Regions from separate parts of the Homo sapiens genome. Here regions 1 and 2 are each linked to region 3. The links are chromatin contacts, found by Hi-C or POLR2A ChIA-PET in ENCODE. All regions are on one chromosome and are shown on one strand. Each heading gives the region's core, a stretch centred on a gene start or an enhancer-like site at or near the end of the contact. The rest is flanking DNA. Distances are from core to core; before and after follow the strand shown.

What was found. Hi-C counts contacts between places; a loop is a spot of excess contacts on that map. ChIA-PET counts read pairs that join two places held with the same protein, here RNA polymerase II (POLR2A). Pooled maps may share reads with other maps.
Region 1: a pooled map shows a loop between it and region 3 (6-fold over the local background). The contact joins the enhancer-like site here to the promoter of PNPLA2 in region 3. A Hi-C loop is called at or near these places in 2 of 37 single-sample maps with no recorded cell type and 9 of 50 pooled maps. POLR2A ChIA-PET finds 5 or more read pairs at or near these places in 1 of 52 experiments (CD4-positive, alpha-beta T cell).
Region 2: a pooled map shows a loop between it and region 3 (7-fold over the local background). The contact joins the promoter of TOLLIP here to the promoter of PNPLA2 in region 3. A Hi-C loop is called at or near these places in 1 of 168 maps with a recorded cell type or tissue (naive thymus-derived CD4-positive, alpha-beta T cell) and 9 of 50 pooled maps. POLR2A ChIA-PET finds 5 or more read pairs at or near these places in 3 of 52 experiments (GM12878, T-cell and activated T-cell).

Annotation. Positions count from the first base shown.
Region 1 is chr11:405,646-408,345 of GRCh38, forward strand. SIGIRR (single Ig and TIR domain containing) reads right to left here. Exons shown (of 10, transcript NM_001135054.2): 4 at 2,428-2,561; 5 at 2,172-2,312; 6 at 1,780-1,923; 7 at 1,417-1,519; 8 at 1,198-1,348; 9 at 704-893; 10 at 71-414. The coding sequence ends at 251. Among named protein-coding and RNA genes, the nearest start is that of SIGIRR, 8.0 kb to the right of the region's middle. RefSeq lists an enhancer at 1-570 and silencers at 1,147-1,196, 1,207-1,466, 1,537-1,596. Within about 2 kb of position 1,451, at least 30 of the 41 ENCODE cell types and tissues checked have a DNase peak (open chromatin) inside an H3K27ac peak, as active enhancers do.
Region 2 is chr11:1,308,322-1,311,021 of GRCh38, forward strand. It overlaps TOLLIP (toll interacting protein), which reads right to left and starts at 1,311. Exons shown (of 6, transcript NM_019009.4): 1 at 1,145-1,311. The coding sequence starts at 1,177. It overlaps TOLLIP-DT (TOLLIP divergent transcript), which reads left to right and starts at 1,387. Exons shown (of 1, transcript NR_029409.1): 1 at 1,387-2,386. RefSeq lists a silencer at 767-1,476 and an enhancer at 1,707-2,468.
Region 3 is chr11:817,535-820,478 of GRCh38, forward strand. PNPLA2 (patatin like domain 2, triacylglycerol lipase) reads left to right here and starts at 1,380. Exons shown (of 10, transcript NM_020376.4): 1 at 1,380-1,424; 2 at 2,040-2,371. The coding sequence starts at 2,185. RefSeq lists an enhancer at 1,135-1,429 and a silencer at 1,625-2,514.

The sequences.
Region 1 (2,700 bases), core at 201-2,700, 410 kb before region 3:
GGCTGAGAGAGCCGCAGAGGGAAGCCGAATCCGAAACCTTCCGCCGCAAGGGAGGAGACCGAGGCCCCAGCAGAATCCAAAAGGACTTTATTTTCTGGCACTGGGAGGCGCCCTGAGGCCACAGCCTTTTCCCAGGGCTGCTGGCAGGGTCCCAGGGCTGCTGGCAGGGGTTGTGGTCCTGTTGAGCAGAGGAGCGACGCCGCTGCCCTGGCCCCCGCTGTCCCTATGATCCTGCACTCTGGGGTGGGAGCTACATATCATCCTTGGACACCAGGCAGTAGAAGTCTGTGCGGGCACTGTAGTTTCGCGAGCCGAGATCCGAGACGTCCACTTCGCTGCTCCGGCTCTCTCCCAGCGAGACCCCACTGGTGTGCGGTGGAGCTGATGGCTCTCCAAAGACAGGCCCCCGGACACCTGGGGTGGGGAGACCGAGACGCCTGAGGTGGCCACCCACAGCCTTGGCCCAGACCCACTGCCAGGGGCTGCCCCTGCTCACCCCCTGCTGTGATGGCCTGTGAGGCCCAGGAAGTTCCCAGGCAGACCGAGGGCCGAGCACCTCCAGGGCAGAGGCCGTGCAGGGGCTCCCGGTGCCGGGAAGAGTCCTCAACACCTGGAGCCCCTCCAGGCCCTGTGCCCTGTGCCTGCCCCCACTCCGCCCTGTGCTGAGCTTCTCCAGTTGGGGAGTGGGGCTGGGCGGGCATACCCAGGTCGCCCTCAGGGTCCGGGTCCACCTCTGAGTCCAGGGCCCGGCCCTCAGGGACTCGGCCTCGAAGAATCAGCATGGGGTCCTTGTCGTCCTGCAGCTGCGTCTGGGGGTCTCCTTCCACAGGCCTGTACTGCACCTTCCGCGGCAGCGCCAGCTGCACTTCTTTCCAAAAATCGGAGGAAGGAGTCTGGGGGCCAGGTCGGGGCGGTTTGCAGGTGTGAACACCTCGGAAGCCCCTGGCGTCCTGGCCCCCAAGAGCACACCTGCGGCTGCCCACGGGTTCCACGCCCTGCGACAGCTATTCCGTGGCTCCGGGGGCCTCAAGGGCGGCTCCCCGCATCGGGGCCCCAGGCAGCGGAACCTCCCCCCAGGGCCCATTCACAAAGCGTGGTGCCGCAGAGCTCCCCACGGAGGGGTCCCAGCCTGGAGCCCGGGCACCGCCCATCTCTAACCCGCCGCTAGCCCCGGACCCTCCCGCGCCTGCTCCGCACCACGGAGCCGGGCCTCCAGAGCAGCAAGGTCACCAGGTGGCGGTGCTGGCGCAGCAGGCGGAGCGCCGGGTGCGCGGGGTCGCGCCTCTGGCCCTCGAAGGTGATGAAGATGGGTCTGCGGGTGAGCTCCAGCAGCCGGCACAGGCCCTCCCTGCGGGGCGGGACCGTCAGGGGGGTGGGTGCTACGCTGGGGCCCACCCAACCCCGCGCGGGACCCACCGGAAGCTGTGGCTGCACCAGGCCCGGCTCAGGAAGGCGTCCGAAAGCACCACGATGAGGCGTCGGCAGCGGCTCAGGTTCACCAAGAGGTCGGCGGAGGGCTCTGCGGGAGGGCGGGCGTCGGCGGCGCAGGGGCGGGGGCGGGGGAGGGCGGGGCCGGAGGCTCAGGGGCGGTGCCGGACGCAGAGCTCTAAGGGAGGGGCGGGGCCTGCGGGGTGGGCGGGTTTTTGAGGCGGGGCCTCGGGTGGGCGGGGATGGGGGCGGAGCTCGATGGTGGGGGTGGGGCCCCGGGTGGGACGGAGCATGGGGCGGGGCGGGGCGGGCCCTCCGGGTGGGCGGGGCACGGGGTGGGGCCCGGGATACCAGCGCGCGGCAGGAGGTCGCGGTCGTCCAGGAAGAGCTTGTAGCCCCGACGCCGCTCCAGCTGCGGCTTTAGGATGAAGTTCACGAACTTGCGGTCCTCGGGGCAGTCGCTGTAGGAGACGTAGGCGTCGTAGAGCTTCCCGTCTGCGGACGGCGGCCAGTCACCCCGATGGCTCCCGAGGCCTCACACCAGCCCTCGGGGTCCCCAACACCCCTAACCATCTCCCACGTGCACAGGGGCAGACCCGCCCCGGACTTTAACCCCAGCCGGGCCGCACAGAGCACCCGGGGGCTAACCCCTCCCCGCCGCACGCCTCCAAAGCCGAGCTCAGCAGCGCACTCTCAGGGAGGCCGTGGCGACCCCTCCTCGCGCCCACGCGGGCCCCACGCACCGTTTATCTCCACCTCCCCATACGCGTCCTGGTACCAGAGCAGCACGTTGAGACGGCACTTGACATAGAGCAGGGCGGCCAGCAGCAGGGCCAGCAGGACCAGGAGGGAGGCCAGCACCGCAGCCACGTGGCTTGTAGGGCCTGCGGATGGGTTGCCTGAGCCGCTGCCCCTCCAGCAGCCCCCAAGCCTCAAGATCCCTGGGCCTCACTAGGTCTAGGTCCCCTTCTACCCTCCACCTTGGGGAACCCCCATCACCAGCTCTCTGAAGAGTGAAGGAGGAGAAGCTGATGTTCTGGATGGAGCAGGTGAAGGCCCCATAGACTTCAGTGCTGGTCACGTTGACCCCCAGGACACTGGACACAAGCACCTCTGACAGGTTGGCCTTGACCCTGGGGATACCAAGCCAGGGTCAGGGTCGACTGGGGATACCAGTGGACACCCCCGAACCCCACCTGTCTGGGTTCACCCAGGGAGGCTGCAGAATTGGGCCTCCTGGGTGGTTCTTGGGCCTTAAGCCAAGAGAAGTGA
Region 2 (2,700 bases), core at 61-2,560, 490 kb after region 3:
AACTCTCTTGCTGCTTTCGCCATGTGACGTGTAAGCTCCCACTTGGCCTTCCGCCATGACTGGGAGCTTCCAGAGGCCTCCCCAGGAGCAGATGCCGGCACCATGCTACCTGTACAGCCTGCAGAACCGGGAGCCAATTAAATCTCTTTTCTTACAAATTACCCAGTCTCGGTATTCCTTTACAGCAATGCAAGAAGGCCCTAACAGTGAGCCAGGAGGCCACTCACGCCAGGAGCCCATCATCTCTGAGTCAGTCTACACCAGCTCTCCTGCAATATTAATGCTATAGAAGAAACTGCCAGGCAACTCTCAGGAGAGAATTCAGAGCAGGAAAGGTTCTCTGAAGTTCCTGGCGCCTATCCTCTCATTTGCAAATGAAGAAACTGAGGTTTTGCACGGTGGCCACTAACCGGGGACACAATTGGGCCCAAGAAGTGGTCACCACTGCCCTCACTCTGTGTAAATGAGAAAGAGGAAACAGCCATCATCTATGGGACCAACTAGAGTGCAGGCCCGCCTCCACCTGGGGGGCCATCAGGGTGCGGGACCCGCCTCCACCTGGGGGGGCCATCAGGGTGCGGGGCCCGCCTCCATCTAGGGTGCCATCAGGGTGCGGGACCCGCCTCCACCTGGGGGGCCATCAGGGAGCAGGGCCCGCATCCATCTAGGGGACCATTAGGGTTCAGGGCCCGCCTCCACCTGGGGGACCATTAGGGTGCGGGGCCCTCCTCCATTCGGGAGTCAGAGCTCGGGGCCGCCTCCATCTGGGCACCGGGCCCTCCTCCATCTGGAGACCATTGGGGAGCGGGGCCTGCCTCCCTCTGGGGCACCATGGGGCACGGGGCCCGCCTCCATCTGGGGCTCACAACGGGCGCAGGCCCCCTCCCCCGGGGCTGCCTCCCCAAAGCTCTGCCCCGGCACGGCGGTGAGCTCAAGCCTCCTGCAGCGTGGGCGCGTCCGTCCGGCCCGCCCCGCCCCGAGGTGTGGACGCCGCCGCTCCCCTCCGGCCGGCCAGGCGCCCCGCGTGCCCCGGGAGAGCCGCGGAGTCGGCCCGCCAGCCGCAGCTGAGCAGTAGCCCTGACCCAAGGCCCCGCCCGCAACCGCAGGTCACCGCCCCCGCCCGACCCTCGCCCGGCTGCCTCACCGGCCCGCGCTGAGTGCTGACGGTGGTCGCCATGGTGCTGCGGCGGCCCCCGTGGCTCGCCGACCCGACAGTGACGCGCCGGGCGACCTCCTGCGCCCCCGCCGGAGCCTGCGACGGAGACAGTTGTCACCTCGAGGCCGCCGCCGCCACAGTCAGCTGACAGCCGCCGCGCCCCGCCCCCGGCACCGCCCCACTGCGCAGGCGCCGCGCCAGGCACCGCCCCTTCCGGCTCTCGCGCGCACGCGCGCTCCAGGGTAGGGCAGGCGCAGCCTCTCGCCCGGCGCCTGCGCACCTGCTCTCTCCTCGAGCCCTGCAGCCCGGCGAAATGGCTCCCGGCGGGGCCGTTTGCGCATGCCCAGTCATGACGGTTGTCGGCGCGGGCCCTAGCGTGGCGGCGCTGCAGTCTGGGCAGTGGGTTGGTTCCTCCTCGGTCCTCTGTCGAGTGGCGACAGGGCCTAGCCACCTGGCGGGGGTGACCTTCGGACGTGCGACCCGCTCGGAGAAGGGAGGGAACTGTGGCCCGCAACAAAGCAGTGACAGGCCCGACATCCCCTGCAGGGCGATCTTTCCCTCAGCTGCCTGCCGGAGGAAGGGCCTTTCTGTTTCACAGGGCTAAAGATGGGGCGCGGTTCCTCCACGGGGCGGCTGCCGGGTGAACGGAACGGGGATGGAGGCGCTGCCAGAAGAGCCCGAGCTCGAGCCCGCCCTGCCCTCGGCCTCCCCGCCGCGCCGCTCCGCAGGAGCCCCGCTCCTCTCCTGCTCGCTCCGGAGAACCCCAGTCCGGCCTGACCTCGGCCCTCGCGGTCAGGCGCTCCAACCAGAGCGACTCCAGCTCGAACAGCGCTGGGTAAACTGAGGCTGAACCCCGCTGGCTGCATCCCCAGGAGTCGGGCGTTTACGGTCACGGGAACAGGTTAATAAACTTTTACGCAGCAGACCCGGAACTTAGGTCCCGATGTCCGGGTATCTTAAGAACAAGAAGCATTCTTAGTTGAAGTTTCGCTTTAAAGATAATGATACAGATGCTTGCGGAGGACAGGCGTTATGCAAAGATTGGCAATCCTTTGACGAGCCCAGGTAGTACAGCACGTCTCCCCCGTGATGTTTTTTGGCTTTTATCTTACATATAAACAAGCGTACCCAGGTGGACGCCTTCCTCCTCGTGCTTTTGGGAACACCCTGCTCTATGGAGTAGCCATTCTTTTATTCCTTCACTGCCTTAATAAACTTGCTTTCACTTTACTCTGTGGACTGGCCTGGAATTCTTTCTTCCACAAGATCCACGAATCCTCTTTTGGGGTCTGGATCAGGACCCTTTTCCGGTAACACAACCACTCCACTAAAAACTCTTTGTCAGTGATCTCTATATTGTTAGTGGTCAGTTCTCAGTCCTCGTCCTCCGGGAACTACAGCAAAATCGATAGTCATTCTTGCTACACATGCTTTCTTCACTCCCCATCCAGGACACCATGTGCTCTCACTTTCCTCTTATCCCAAAGACCACATCTTTGGGTCTCGGTTACCAGTCTCTCCTTTTAAAACCGGCAGCCTGGCCG
Region 3 (2,944 bases), core at 130-2,629:
AAGCAATCCCCCCACCTTGGCCTCCCAGAGTGCTGGGATTATAGGTGTGAACCACTGTGCCCAGCCTAGAAGGAGTCGCTTTAAGTCAGGTATGGTCACGTCCTCCCTGCTTGACCCTCTCCCATGGCTGGGCTTCAGCTACTCTCTCCCCTCACTCCCCGACAATCTTCGCCTGTCCTGGTCGGCTGCCTGGGTCTGCTCATTTACCCTTCAAAATTCAACTCAGCATCACTTCCCACAGGGAAGCCCTCCAGAACCCCTTAGGTGCCCCACACGTGGTTACCTACCTCCTCTCACTCATTTTTCTTTTTTCTTTTTTTTTTTTTTTTTGAGAAGAAGTCATGCTCTGTCACCTGGCCAGGCTGGAGTGCAGTGGCACAATCTCAGTTCACTGCAACCTCTGCCTCCCGGGTTCAAGTGACTCTCTTGCCTCAGCCTCCCGAGTAGCTAGGACTACATGCGTGCACTACCACACCTGGCAAATTTTTGTATTTTCAGTAGAGACAGGGTTTTGCCATGTTGGCCTGGCTGGTCTCAAACTCCTGACCTCAGGTGATCTGCCCTCCTCGGCCTCCCAAAGTGCTGGGATTACAGGCATGGGCCACTGTGCCCGGCCTCTTTTTAGGACGGAGCCTCGCTCTGCCCCCCAGGCTGGAGTGCAGTGGTGCGATCTCAGCTCACTGCAACCTCCGCCTCCCAGGTTCAAGTGATTCTCCTGCCTCAGCCTCCCGAGTAGCTGGGATTACAGGCGTGTGCCACCCTGACCGGCTAATTTTTGTATTTTTGGTAGAGACAGCGTTTCACCAGCCAGGCGGTCTCAAACTCCCGACTTTCTGTGATCCGCCCGTCTTGGCCTCCCCAAGTGCTGGGATTACAGGTGTGAGCTTCCACACCCGGCCTCCTCTCATTTTGAGCTTATGTAAATGCCTACCGGCCCCCAGTAGGGCTGGGGCAGGGTTGACTTTCCAGTGCTGTCTGGGATGGCTGGGAGCAAAGAGGCTGAGGACTGGGCAGCATCCCCCTAGATGGCCCCATCCTGTTCTGGCCCTGTTCTGGCTTCCCTAACTCAGCTTGGGTTGGGGGCAGCCCCAAGCCCCATCCCAGACCCTCTGCAGCTCTGGCAACAGCTAGGTCCAGAGATGACCTCAGCCTGGGGAGCCAGTGTTCCTGGGGAGACAGAATCTCATTGCCTCCCACCCCAACCTGAGAAAGCCTCTCGTTTGGGGGTGGGGTGAGGTTCAGGGAGGGATCCTGGATCTACTCCAAGCCCTGTTTGCTCCACTGACCAGGAGAAAAATGCGGAAAAGGGGTGAAAGGGTGACATCACCCAGGATTGCTCCACCTCTGGGGCAATTATCGGGAGCAGGGCGGCCCCAGTCAGACGCAGGCAGCCCCAAAGCCTGAACAGGCAGGGCCAGACCCAGGTAAGAAGCCAAGGTCCGGAAGGGTCGCGGGCGCGGGGCAGGGCTGAGGCCCCACGTCAGGTCGCGTGGGTCTGCGGAGCTGGGGTCCCCCACGAAGGGTTTGCGGGACTCGCATCCGGCCTTGGCCTTGGATGTTTATGGGTCTGTCTGTGGGTGAGCCTGTGGGTCCCGGGGCTCCCGAGGCCTGTGCGGCTTTCAGGTCTGGGGGTGCTGCCGGTGCGCCTCTGTCCAGGGACCAGCTCCTCTGTCCCGGGTGGGTGTGGGAGGCGGACCCGGTGGGGAGGGGCGGTGGCTGCCCTGAAACCAGAGCTCCCTCTCGCCGGTACCCAGGTCTGTGTGAGGCTTCCGGCCCCCAGGCTCGGGCCTGCGCCCAGCCCACCCTACACCCCTAGGCGTGTGCCCCCAGCCGTGCCCAGCAGGGGCGGAGGGAGGGCAGAAGCTTTCTCCGGGCGGCAGCGGAGGGCGGGGCTCCAGCGCGGGGGGCCGGGTCAAGGACGGGGGCGGGTCCCGAGGGCACGGCCGTTCCCTGCGCGCCCCGATTGGTCTTCGTGTGCCGGCCCCGCCCCCGCCGTGAGTCCCACACTTAAAAGCGCCGCCTCCGCGCCGCCCGCGTAGCTTCTTCGCCTCCGCCAGCGGGGACCCCGAGCTAGAGCCGCAGCGGGACCTGCCCGGCCCCCGGCTCCAGCGAGCGAGCGGCGAGCAGGCGGCTCACAGAGGCCTGGCCGCCCACGGAACCCGGGGCCCGGCGGCCGCCGCCGCGATGTTTCCCCGCGAGAAGACGTGGAACATCTCGTTCGCGGGCTGCGGCTTCCTCGGCGTCTACTACGTCGGCGTGGCCTCCTGCCTCCGCGAGCACGCGCCCTTCCTGGTGGCCAACGCCACGCACATCTACGGCGCCTCGGCCGGGGCGCTCACGGCCACGGCGCTGGTCACCGGGGTCTGCCTGGGTGAGCGGGGCCGGGGGCGGCAGGCGGGGGGCTGGCGGGAAGGCCGTGCGGGGCCGGGGGATGGTCTCCGTGAGCGGAGGGGCCCCGCGGCGAGTCGGTGGGTACCGTGGGGAGGGTTCCGGTCCGCGCCTGGGGAACCCGGCGAGGATCCAATCCGGGTCGCTGGCCTGGGGGCGGGGCCTGGTTTGTTTTGCTCCGAGGGTGCCCGGGGCCCGCCTGTCTGGCGCAAAGGTTTGGGGGCGGGCAGGTGCAGCAAAAGCTGCTTAATTGGACAGAAAAAGTAACTCGTGGGCGGGACCGTGAGAATCCGAGGAGGGACCTAAGTCACCCCGTGGCCCTGGATATTACAACCGGTGCCAGCGATCGGTCACAGTGTCCTGGGCTTCCGCAGTTGCAGGCTGCTATCAGGGGGCCTGGCATGGGGGTAGCCTCTTGAGAGGCGTCTGGGAACCGTGACCTGGTCCTTCCCAAGGGCCCGGAGGAGGAGCCCCGCTGAGGTCAGGGCTGGGCGCGAAGGGGCTCTCCTGCCCTCTCCTTGCACACGGTGCCCTGTGGCCTGGCTCCCCGCTGCGG